2 separate regions of the Homo sapiens genome follow, and region 2 is linked to region 1. A link is an interaction called in ENCODE POLR2A ChIA-PET data of the cell type or tissue named here. Cell type or tissue: PC-3. All regions are shown on one strand. Links, peaks and the distances in the headings refer to the core of each region. The heading gives the core; the rest is flanking DNA.

Region 1 (5,304 bases), core at 1,477-3,976:
GTACAGTGATTGGCCAAAGGGGTCCAAGGGCCTAAGACATGGCAGAGCCACTACATCTAAGGAACCTAGATCCCTGAAGTTCTGTGTGGAGCAGAGTTTCACTGCCACCCTGCATTGGACCCTGTCATGCGCAAGGTGTTAAGATTCTGAGACTCTGGGGCTGTTCATTACAGCAGCTGGACTGCCCAGACGTCGAGGGTGGCATAACGCTGTCTCATTCAGGACGGAGAAGAGGAAGCCACAGCATGAACCCTGAGGATGTGAAAACCTCGGTGCCATCAGGGAGAGTGCTTCAGAGCAACTACTTCCCCAGGCGGCAGCAGCCAGAGCCAAGTCTGTAGAAGAGGCAGCAGAGGCCCATAATTCAGGGCCTGCACACCGGCCTTGGGGGACAGGAGCACCCAGGAGCTCTCCCAATCAGCCCTGGGGTGCTCTCCCACTCAGCAGCCTGGGAGGAGCAGCACATTCCCTTATTTACTGTAGCTTGAGCAACGGGAGCCATCGATGGAACCAAAACAATTTCTCTTTATTCTTGTCATTGTAGGAGAGCTGGCCAATCTCATCACCCTTCTTGGGATTTAAGGTTTTATGAGTAAATATCTGGCAGCTGGAACTTCAGGGGCCCAGGAAGATTTAGCAATAAGGCAAATCAAGCCAAGCCTGCTGTGTGGTGTTTACATCAAAAGAATGTTTACACATGGTGAGGACAGAAAACAGTGCGTGGTGAGACGGTCCCTCTGAAACTTCTTCACCCTCCCTCCCTACTTTCTAGCAGGCCACCTTGCCTGACTGACCAAATGATTGAATTAATAAACATCTTCCAGGTACAATTAGAAAGGGCTTTCATGGGGGTTGAGGAGGAGTAGCATGAGAGTAGAGAACAAAAATGGTGCAAACTAAAGGAAACGAGAGAGGAAAAGTAAACTTACAAATTATTTTTATGTTGAAGGCAAAGGAATAAGAAGGATAGAGGCACATAAAGACTGCCTCACAATTTTCTTCCATTTCTCGCTCTCTATTTTATTAAAATAAGTTTTCTCTTGGCAGGGCACAGCGGCTCATGCCTATTATCCCAGCACTTTGAGAGGCTGAGGCGGGAGAATCACTTGAGCACAGGATTTCAAGACCAGCATGGGCAACATGGTAAAGCCCCATTTCTACAAAAAATACAAATATTAGCTGGGCATGGTGGCACACACCAGTAGTCTCAGCTACTTGGGATGCTGTGGCGGGAGGATGGCTTGAGCCCAGGAGGTGGAGGTTGCAGTGAGCCGAGATCACACCATTGCACTCCAGCACGGGCAACAGAGTGAGACTCTGTCTTAAAAACAAAACCAAACAAAGTAAGTTTTCTCAAAAACTAAACAATGAATACATTCTGTTTTATTACTCATTAATTCTTTTAAAAATACAGCTATTATCAGCTTGCAGTGAGCTGACATCGCGCCACTGCACTCTAGCCTGGGCGATAAAGCGAGACTCTGACTCAAAAAAAAAAAAATACAGCTATTATCAAGCCATGAAAAAACATGGAAGAATCTTAAATGCATATTACTGAGTAAAAGAAGCCAATCTGTAAAAGCCACACACGTTGTGATTCCAACTATATCATGTCCTCAAAAAATATGGAGACAGAAAAAGATCAGTGGTCGTCAGAAGTGCGGGGATGGAGAGACGAACAGGTGAAGCACAGAGGACCTTAGGGCAGAGAAACTGTTCTATATGCTACCAGAAAGGTAGGTTAAGGTGGATTCATGCCATTACACATTTGTCAAAACCCAGAAAATGTACAATTCCAAGAGTGAGCCCTAATGTAAACTATGAATTTGGGTGATAATGATGTGTCAATGTAGGTTCATTGATTACAACAAATAGAATATGTGGTGGGGGGCGTTGGCAGTGGGAGATAATTTGCAGGGGGTACATGGGAAATCTCTGTATCTTCCTCTCAATTTTGCTGTGAACCTACAACTGCTCCAAAAAGTAAAGCCTGGATTTTTAAAAAATACATTCGGCTTTCCAAAATATAAAATATATTTTATAACATGAATACAAATTACAATATATACCACTTATACACATGTACATTTTCATATACACATAAAACACTTACACAAATGTAGCATGTATATAAAATGTGTACAAAAGCTCCTTTCCGAAAGATCACCATCAGACAGGATTGATTTTGCTTCTTTTTGTTTTCTTTTGTTTACTTTTTTACCCTTTAAAAACAACACTGCTAAAAACAACACTCCAGACTCTAGGTCCAAAGGTTCATGGAATCCATACTTGACTGAAAGGCAACATTTTATTTCAAAGCATGCCCATTTTTTAGTGATGTTGCCAGTCACTTTATATATTTCCTATGTGTCTCTACATTGCGATTAAATCTTCAACAGATACAGTTCAACAACATCCTGGGGCAGGAAGGGACGCACTGACTCCTGGGCAATAAAAATTCACAGTAAAGCCACAGATGCAGCAGAGTGAGAATTACTGCACCAGCAGGAACTGAAGATAAAAGAGGATTACACAGGATGAAATGTAGTAATTGACTAGAAGTCACTGAAAAATACCAGATGGATGTCACTGCTGTATGTAACTCTAATGCGCCTGCAGACTTTATTGAGCATCACTGGAGATTCACTTTTAGTATTTTCTTGAGTGTAATTGAAGTTTATTGATATGCTACTATTGCCCAGTTTAGATGTGACTAGAAAAAATACAGTTTGATGTACTTATATCACCATAGAAATCTTGGGCTTTGCAGCTTAAAATAAAAGCTCATAGTAATAATTGCCATAATATTTATTCCTCTTTCTCCATCAGTCCTTTACATAGAATATGGACTGTAACTGCTCCAGATAGCATTGAAATTGCAGGGATATTTTCAGAAGTGATTCGTACATAAAAGATCAGACATGCGATTTTGGATACTACCAAGGGAGATTTACAAAGGATTTTTATGTTGAAGGTAAAAGAAAACAAATTTATGTGCTGAAATGAGTTGCCATAGGTGGCGCGGTCCCCTATTAGTCTTCATAGGTTTATTTCCCATTTGGTTTTCATCATAGGAATGGGATACAAATAACTGTCCATCCAAGCTAGAATATTCATTCTGTAAACACAGAAGTCTCAGATCTCAGCAAAAGACCTCCCAGCACAAGCATAGGCCATTTCCCTAAGCAACAAACATTTTAAATTAAGCTGGAAATAATGGGCGTGAAAACTATTGTTTCTCAGAAAAGCAAAGAAAAACTCTTCCTGGGAATTCCAAGTACAGCTCGAATCTTAACACTGACAAGATAGTCTAAACTGGTAAGTAGCTGCTGTAGGCCACAGTCAAAGGGCCAGGCCACTTGATTATATTTTCACAAGCTGAAAATCAAATTCCATTAAGAAAGGAAACCATTTAATTCTGAACTCTGGTGAGCTGCATCGAGCAAAGTAAAGCCAGGAAAGGAAGAACGTGAAGCCTGACCATTGGAACCCAGGACTCCTCAGGGAAAAGAGAGGCAGGGAAGGCAGATCCCAGCTGAAGGAGGTCCCTTTCATTTTCCCCACAGCCCCTTCTCTCCAACCCATGCACACATACTCCATTCCTATGGACATACCCTATAGGTCCTGCCCCAAACACACTTATTTTCTATGGGCTGCTCAACTTCAGTGTTAAGAGCAATGTGCTAATATGGCTAAGGTAAGGACCACTCCCTCACCTGTACTTCCAACCCCACAGTAGTATTCTCAAAGGGTATTTGTCCATGGACCACTTGTATGGGGATCTCCTGGAGTATTTGCTAAAAATTCAAATTCCTAGGCTCCACACAAGACCCACTGACTCAGACTCTCTAGGAATAAAGAACAAGCAATCTACATCTTTAATAAGCAACCTGGGGAAATCACATTCACAGAGAAGTTTGAGAAGCATTCACTTAGAGTTTACAAAGACCTGTAAAAACAAGTAAAGGGAAGAGTTGGTACTACATTATAAAAAGGAAAAACCCTCCAGATATATGGTGACTGACTGTGGATCTGGCACACAGTGGGGTCTCAACATGTTGAATACTAGATGCATGAATGAAAAACTTCAAAAGAATAAAGGATTCAGGACAGAATGTCACCAAGATAGCTGACTAGAAGCTCCTATTACTCTCCACCACCAGCCCCTCCAGCCAAAAAAAAAAAAAATCCAAAACAATAAATAAACAACTCCATTTCAACAAATAACTAAAGAAGAGCACAAGAGAAGAGCAAAGAAGCAGCAAAAATCCTGCAGAGCACAGAATCACATGGTGGCCACATAGCAAAAGAAAGGAGGCACCTCTCCTCCACCACCCCAGCCCACAAGTGGGGATCGGCCTGAAACCAAGAGGGACCCCTTCCTGCAGGGGAAAGGTCAGCAAGAGGACCCCAGCAGCCCCCATCACCAAAGCAGACACCTGCAATTTTCACTACTGGAGACTCCTGCAGTCCTCACAGGCTCAGAGCCCCATTGAGAAAGTCTCTGGAGTCCACACGCTGAGCTACCCACAGAAAAGGAGCTGACACTCTTCCCTGCCCTTCCACCATGGCCCAAGCTGCTACTGTACTGTGCCATCTTGGAACTGGAGACACACTACAGTGCGTCCTGCTCTGGGGGTGGGTAGCCACTGAATTCTTGCATCCCTCAGGCTCAGCCACCAGTGCACCATACCCACTTGGTGCCATCCCAAGCAAAACTGCTGCTACACTTTATTCCCTAAAATCAAGCTATTGAGCTGCTACATCCTCCACATCCTAGTCAGTGGTGCACCCTCCCCTTAGGGCTAAGTGGAAGTGGTGCTCCACCACTGGGGACCCGGAGCCTCGAACTACCAGAGCAGTCATACGCCCTGGCACCACAGTTGAGGCAGCACCCCACCCCCGAGGGACCTCAGGCCTTCCACACACTGGAGCTGTCTTGCACCACCACCCCATGCCACAGGTGAAGCGGCGTTCTACCTCCAGGGGCTCTAAGTCTCCAGTACACCAGAGCAGGTGCACCTCCCAGAACCACAGCTGATGCCGCACCTACCCACAGGGATCCAGAGGCTCCACTGACCCATGCAGCTGCACTTTTCAAGGCCAAGTAGACACAATGCCTCAGGTCCCAGGGAATCAGAGCCTTGGCTGAGTTGTGCCACCCTATCCTCCAAATACCCACAGAGCTCCACCTACCTAGAACAGGACTACCCCCCTGTAGTCCAAGTTGCTGAGGCTCTCTGCCTCTCTAAGGAGTGGAGCCATCACTGTGCTGCTCCCTGCCTCCTAGGACCCAAGCCATGG
Region 2 (5,304 bases), core at 1,707-4,206, 160 kb before region 1:
TGAACAACCTGAAAAAGAAATTTTTGTAAATCCCATTTACAAAAGCCAAAAGTAAAATTAAAAACCTAGGAATTAACCTAAAGAAGCAACAGATCTCTATAATGAAACAACAAAACACTGATGAAAGAAACTGAAGACAACACCAAAAAAACGGAAAGATATTCCATGTTCATAAATTGGAAGAATCAATATTATTAAACTGTCCATACTACCCAAATCAATCTACAGATTCAATGCAATACCTGTCAAAATACCACTGAACTTCTTTAGAGAAATAGAAAAAACAATCCTAAAATTTATGTGGAACCACAAAACACCCAGAATAGCCAAAGCTGTCCTAAGCAAATAGAACAAAACTGGAAGAATCACATTACCTGACTTCAAATTATACTGCAGAACCATAGTAACCAAAATAGCATGGTACTGGCATTAAAACAGACACATAGACCAATGAAACAGAATAGAAAACACAGAAATAAATCCACACACCTACAATATGTGAATTTTCAATAAAGGTGCCAAGAACATACACTGGGGAAAAGACAGTTTCTTCAATAAATGGTTCTGGGGAAACTGGATATTCATATGCAGGATAAAACTAGACCCCTATCTCTGGTCATATACAAAAATTAAATCAAAATGAATTAAAGACTTAAATCTAAGACCTCAAACTATGAAATTACTACAAGAAAACATAGAAAAAACTCTCCAGGACATTGGTTTGGGTAAAAATTTCTTGAGTAATACCCAGCAAGCAAGGCAACCAAAGCAGAAGTGGACAAATGGGATTACATTAAGGTAAAAACCTTCTGCACAGCAAAGGAAACAATCAACAAAGTGAGGAGGCAACCTACATAATGGGAGAAAATATTTGCAAACTACCGATCTGACAAGGGATTTATAAGCGCCATATATAAAGAACTCAAACAACTCTATAGGAAAAAGTCTAATAATCTGATCAAAAAACTGGACATAAGATTTGAATAGAGGTTTCTCAGAAGAAGACATGCAAATGGCAAACAGGCATACAAAAAAGTGCTCAACATCATTGATCATCAGAGAAATGCAAAACAAAACTACCATGAGATATCATCTCACCCCAGTTAAAATGGCTTATATCCAAAAGACAGGCAGTAACAAATGCTGGCGAGGATGTGGAGGAAAGGGAACACTCCTACACTGTTAGTTGGAATATAAATTAGTACAACCACAATGGAGAACAGTTTGAAAGTTCCTCAAAAAACTAAAAATAGAGCTACCATATGGTCCAGCAATCCCACTGTTGGGTATACACCCAAAACAAAGGAAATCAGTATATGCAAGAGATTTCTGCACTCTCATGTTTGTTGCAGCCCTGTTCACAATAGCTAAGATTTGGAAGCAACCTGTGTCCATCAACACATGAATGGATAAAGAAAATGTGCTACATATACACAATGGAGCACTATTCAGTCTTAAAAGAGAATGAGATCCTGACATTTGCAGCAACATGGATGGAACTGGCGAACATTCTATCAAGTGAAATAAGCCAGGCACAGAATGACAAACATTGGCAATAAGGTGATTATAGTCAATAATAACTTAATTGTTCATTTTAAAATAAGTAAAAAAGTGTAATCAGATTGTTCATAAAAGAAAGGATAAATGCTTGAGGGGATGGATACCTCATTGTCCATGACATGATTATTACACATTGCATGCCCGTATCAAAACATCTCATGTACTCCATAAATATATGCTCCTATTTTGTACCCCCCGCTCACCCCAAGAAAAAGGACTCAGGCATCAGGAAAGGACAGTCCTCACAGATCATTCCTAAGTACATTCTTCACTGGCATCCCATCAACAGAACCACCAGTTATAACTGTAGGTCTACAAACTAAGCCTAGCTCCTAAAACTAAAGTTTGTTGATTCCACACTGATGTCATGAAGAACTTCCTCCCAGGTGCAGAACAAAGACATAAGTAAAATGGACTATTCCTTTACTCTCTTTCTCTCTTCATTTGCCTTATCTTATGTAAAATGTAGTATTTGCCAACTGCCTACCTGCCCCTCTTTCCACATGCCTTTTCCCTCTAAGGAAATGTATAAATACTAAATCTCCCAAAAACCTCTTTGGAAAAACAACCCCAGATGTATTTGTGGCTCATGTTTTTTCCAGACGCACCCTAAGTAGTTTAATAAACCTTGATGATTGACGCTACACCTCAGTCACTCATTCCAGTTGTCACTGAATTCTGGTTCCATTCCTCCCTTTAATTCCCTCTTTGAGGATCACAGACAACTGTTCTCTGATTAAGGTAAGACACCAGAGTACACAAAATAATGAACTTTCCTGGAGCACCTTTGGGATTGTTCTTCATTTCTCGCCAAAGAGCTTTCTTCCAGAGATTCTGGCAGGATGCAAGGTTGCAAGAACACAGAGAGCAGCCATGGGAACCAAGCCTGCAATAAGCAAGGCCTGGAGTGGGGGCCACAATGCAACCCTGACCGCTGGCAGGGATGGCTATCAGGCCCTGTGGGTAACCATAGCTGGGTGGCTGGCTGGATGAGTGACAGGAAGCCACCTCTGATCTTTACCCTGTGCCCTGTGTCAGATAAAACAAATCCCAAGTTAAGTAAGGAAGAGCTTTCTTAGAAAAGACTATTGCAATATTTGATGAAAGTTTAGCATTTGGGGCCAGGCACAAGTTAAGTAAGGAAGAGCTTTCTTAGAAAAGACTATTGCAATATCTTGATGAAAGTTTAGCATTTCGGGCCAGGCACTGTGGCTCACACTTGTAATCCCAGCACTGTGGGAGGCTGAGGCAGCAGATCACCTCAGGTCAGGAGTTTGTAACAAGCCTGGCCAACATGATGAAACCCTGTCTCTACTAAACAAACAAAATTAGCCGGGTGTGGTGGCACATGCCTGTAATCCCAGCTATTCTAGAGGCTGAGGCAGGAGAATTGCTTGAACCCGGGAGGCAGAGGTTGCACTGAGCCCAGATGGCACCACTGCACTCACTCCAGCCTGGGTGACAAGAGTGAAACTCCATCTGGGTGGGGTGGGATGGGAAAAAAAAAAAAAAGAAAGAAAGTTTGGCATTTCGAACTTTTAAACAGGTCAAGTTAGCAAGTACCTTGTCTAGATTAGTCAGTAGATACAAACAGTTCAACTGATTACATATAAGGCAAAGAATGGGAGTTTGGAGGATCTGGCACTGTGTCTGGTTCTGTCATAGGTAAACAAGGAGGTCACCTGTGAGGGTTTTGTAAGTTTTTATAGGGAAGGGCCAGTCGTTGTGGCCGGCCATTTCCTGGAACGCAGAAAAGTTTCCTGACCATGGCTTAGGTAAAGCTGAACGTTGTCAGACCTCCCAGAAGTGGATTCATCTCTCAGGACTTCCTTTTCTCTTCTGTAAAAGGAGATTAGTAATAATTGCTTGCTTTACGCACCTCATGTTGAGATTATGAGGATCAAATGAGATCCTGTTTGTGAAAGTATTTTACAGCCTGTAAGGCATCCTATTAATAATGTCAGCTGTTGTTATTATCTGTGATAGTGGCTATTCAGCTCTCTTGTTCACAACGGGTGAAGGGGTGAACAGGTTCCAGAGGTCACCCTGGCTGACATTATGGTCTTAAAATCTCCAGACTTCCTGGCCGGAGGCCATGAGTTAGCTGTGGCAGCGGTGGGGCCTCCTCGTGGCTCCTCAGTAAACCTTGAGATGAGGCGTGACTTCCCCTCAGAGCCCATTTCCCGGTCTGCAAAATCCAGCTAAAGAGGTTGCCCTGGGTGTGTAATGGAGCCACAACAAAGTATTTTGTCAGCCCAAGGAGCTACTCAGCTGCTTACGCAGAGGCGCAGGACCTCACAGAAGGCATCTTCCACACACGGAGACAGACAAAACAAGCACCTGCGACGGGCTTTACATCCTCAGAGGGCTGAGCTCCTAAATGACTTTTCTTTCAAAGGGCTGCACGGCTCAAGTCAGAGATTCAGACCACTGTTGTTCAGAGGTAGGAGACCGGGAGCACCTTGCAGCGGGTGTGGCATTGGCGTGGCCGCAGGAGAAGTGTGAATAATGCTTTGGTCAGCAAACCAAATAAAGATGCCTGGGGAGAAAAGCTTTTTCAGAAACCCAGGGAAGAAAATCAATATTCCTGGAAAGGAGAGAGGGGGAAATCTATAGAAAGGGAAAGGAGTGGTATGTAATGCAATTCGAAGATTTTCTTTTTCTACCCTCAAGCAATTGACTCAATAGAGAGCAAAACCTGAAACCCTCTGATTAGAAAGGTGAAGGTTTCACTAGAAGAACCAGCTGGCTCTCATATTGACTGGCCAGTGGTTGACTGGGTCACTGCTGGTGTCTGGGCCTGTTTTTCTTTTTTTGTTGTTGTTTTTTGTTTGTTTGTTTTGTTTTTGTTTTCTGATTTATAAGAGTAGAGCTGATATGAATCTTCCAAAAATCAGACATTGAGTTCAGATTTGAAAAGAATGCTATGTCAGTTTTTAAGTTATTCTCTCTGCTATAAATAAAATCCAAATAAATATAATTTCTGCATTTGACTTCATAAGTGAATACAGGAAACTGCTTTTCAACAGGGTCTTGAGCACTAATTTGCAGCCTTCAGAAGCAATTTCATCAGAAATATTCTAGAAAGAATATCCATTTTTGCATTTGTTTAAGTGATTGTGATGGAGATATGGATGGCCTTCCTTAAATGATCAGATTTAGAATATGAATTCATCATTATTATATTATTGATGTTGGGGGTCAGGTCTTTATTACCTTTGCATGCCCACTACTATGAATATATTCATTCATTTTCAGATAGTGAAAGTGGCATCACTGTTTGTCACACAGACTACCGACCACTCTGGCCCACCTGTTTCTCCATCAATATACACATTGTTCTAACAACTGGTTCTCCATCACATATATGACTGAAAATGACCAAATATCTTCAAACAAATACAAAGAGTACACAATGACTTACTTTACCAGATCCGCCTCATATCTGCCTTGTCCTTCTGCCCGTGAGACCCAGGAATCCATGGAAATGATGGACAGATAATGTTTTCTGTCAAACACGTGAGAAATATTCTCCTAGGAAAGACTGTATTAGAAATGACAGATTGAATGGTGACTGTCGTCAACACCGTTGACTATTAAAATGACCCATCTCATGAAAAACAAAAGAATAAAGCTCCTGGCTAAATGAACAAAATGTAACAGTTCTATGTTTGTAACCTGGTCCTGTTTATCATTCCTCATCTCTTCAAATCAACTGAATATGACAGAGGCAAAAGTTAGCCA

What was found. ChIA-PET counts read pairs that join two places held together with the same protein. Peaks named below come from ENCODE experiments on the same cell type or tissue, not always from the same donor. Only the 100,000 strongest peaks of a DNase experiment are listed, where the experiment ranks them.
Region 2: POLR2A ChIA-PET joins it to region 1 with 6 read pairs; 2 of 35 experiments call an interaction of 5 or more read pairs at or near these places.

The regions. Positions count from the first base shown.
Region 1 is chr13:100,868,278-100,873,581 of GRCh38, reverse strand. All of the region lies in intron 2 of NALCN-AS1 (NALCN antisense RNA 1), which reads right to left. Among named protein-coding and RNA genes, the nearest start is that of LINC00411, 73 kb to the left of the region's middle. In PC-3, for the core only: no CTCF peak of the experiment used is centred there; no DNase peak of the experiment used is centred there.
Region 2 is chr13:101,024,479-101,029,782 of GRCh38, reverse strand. NALCN-AS1 (NALCN antisense RNA 1) reads right to left here. Exons shown (of 8, transcript NR_047687.1): 4 at 4,985-5,104. Among named protein-coding and RNA genes, the nearest start is that of LINC00411, 83 kb to the right of the region's middle. In PC-3, for the core only: no CTCF peak of the experiment used is centred there; DNase peaks (open chromatin) are centred at 3,252, 3,662 and 4,092; H3K4me3 peaks cover 1,517 bases; H3K27ac peaks cover 2,111 bases.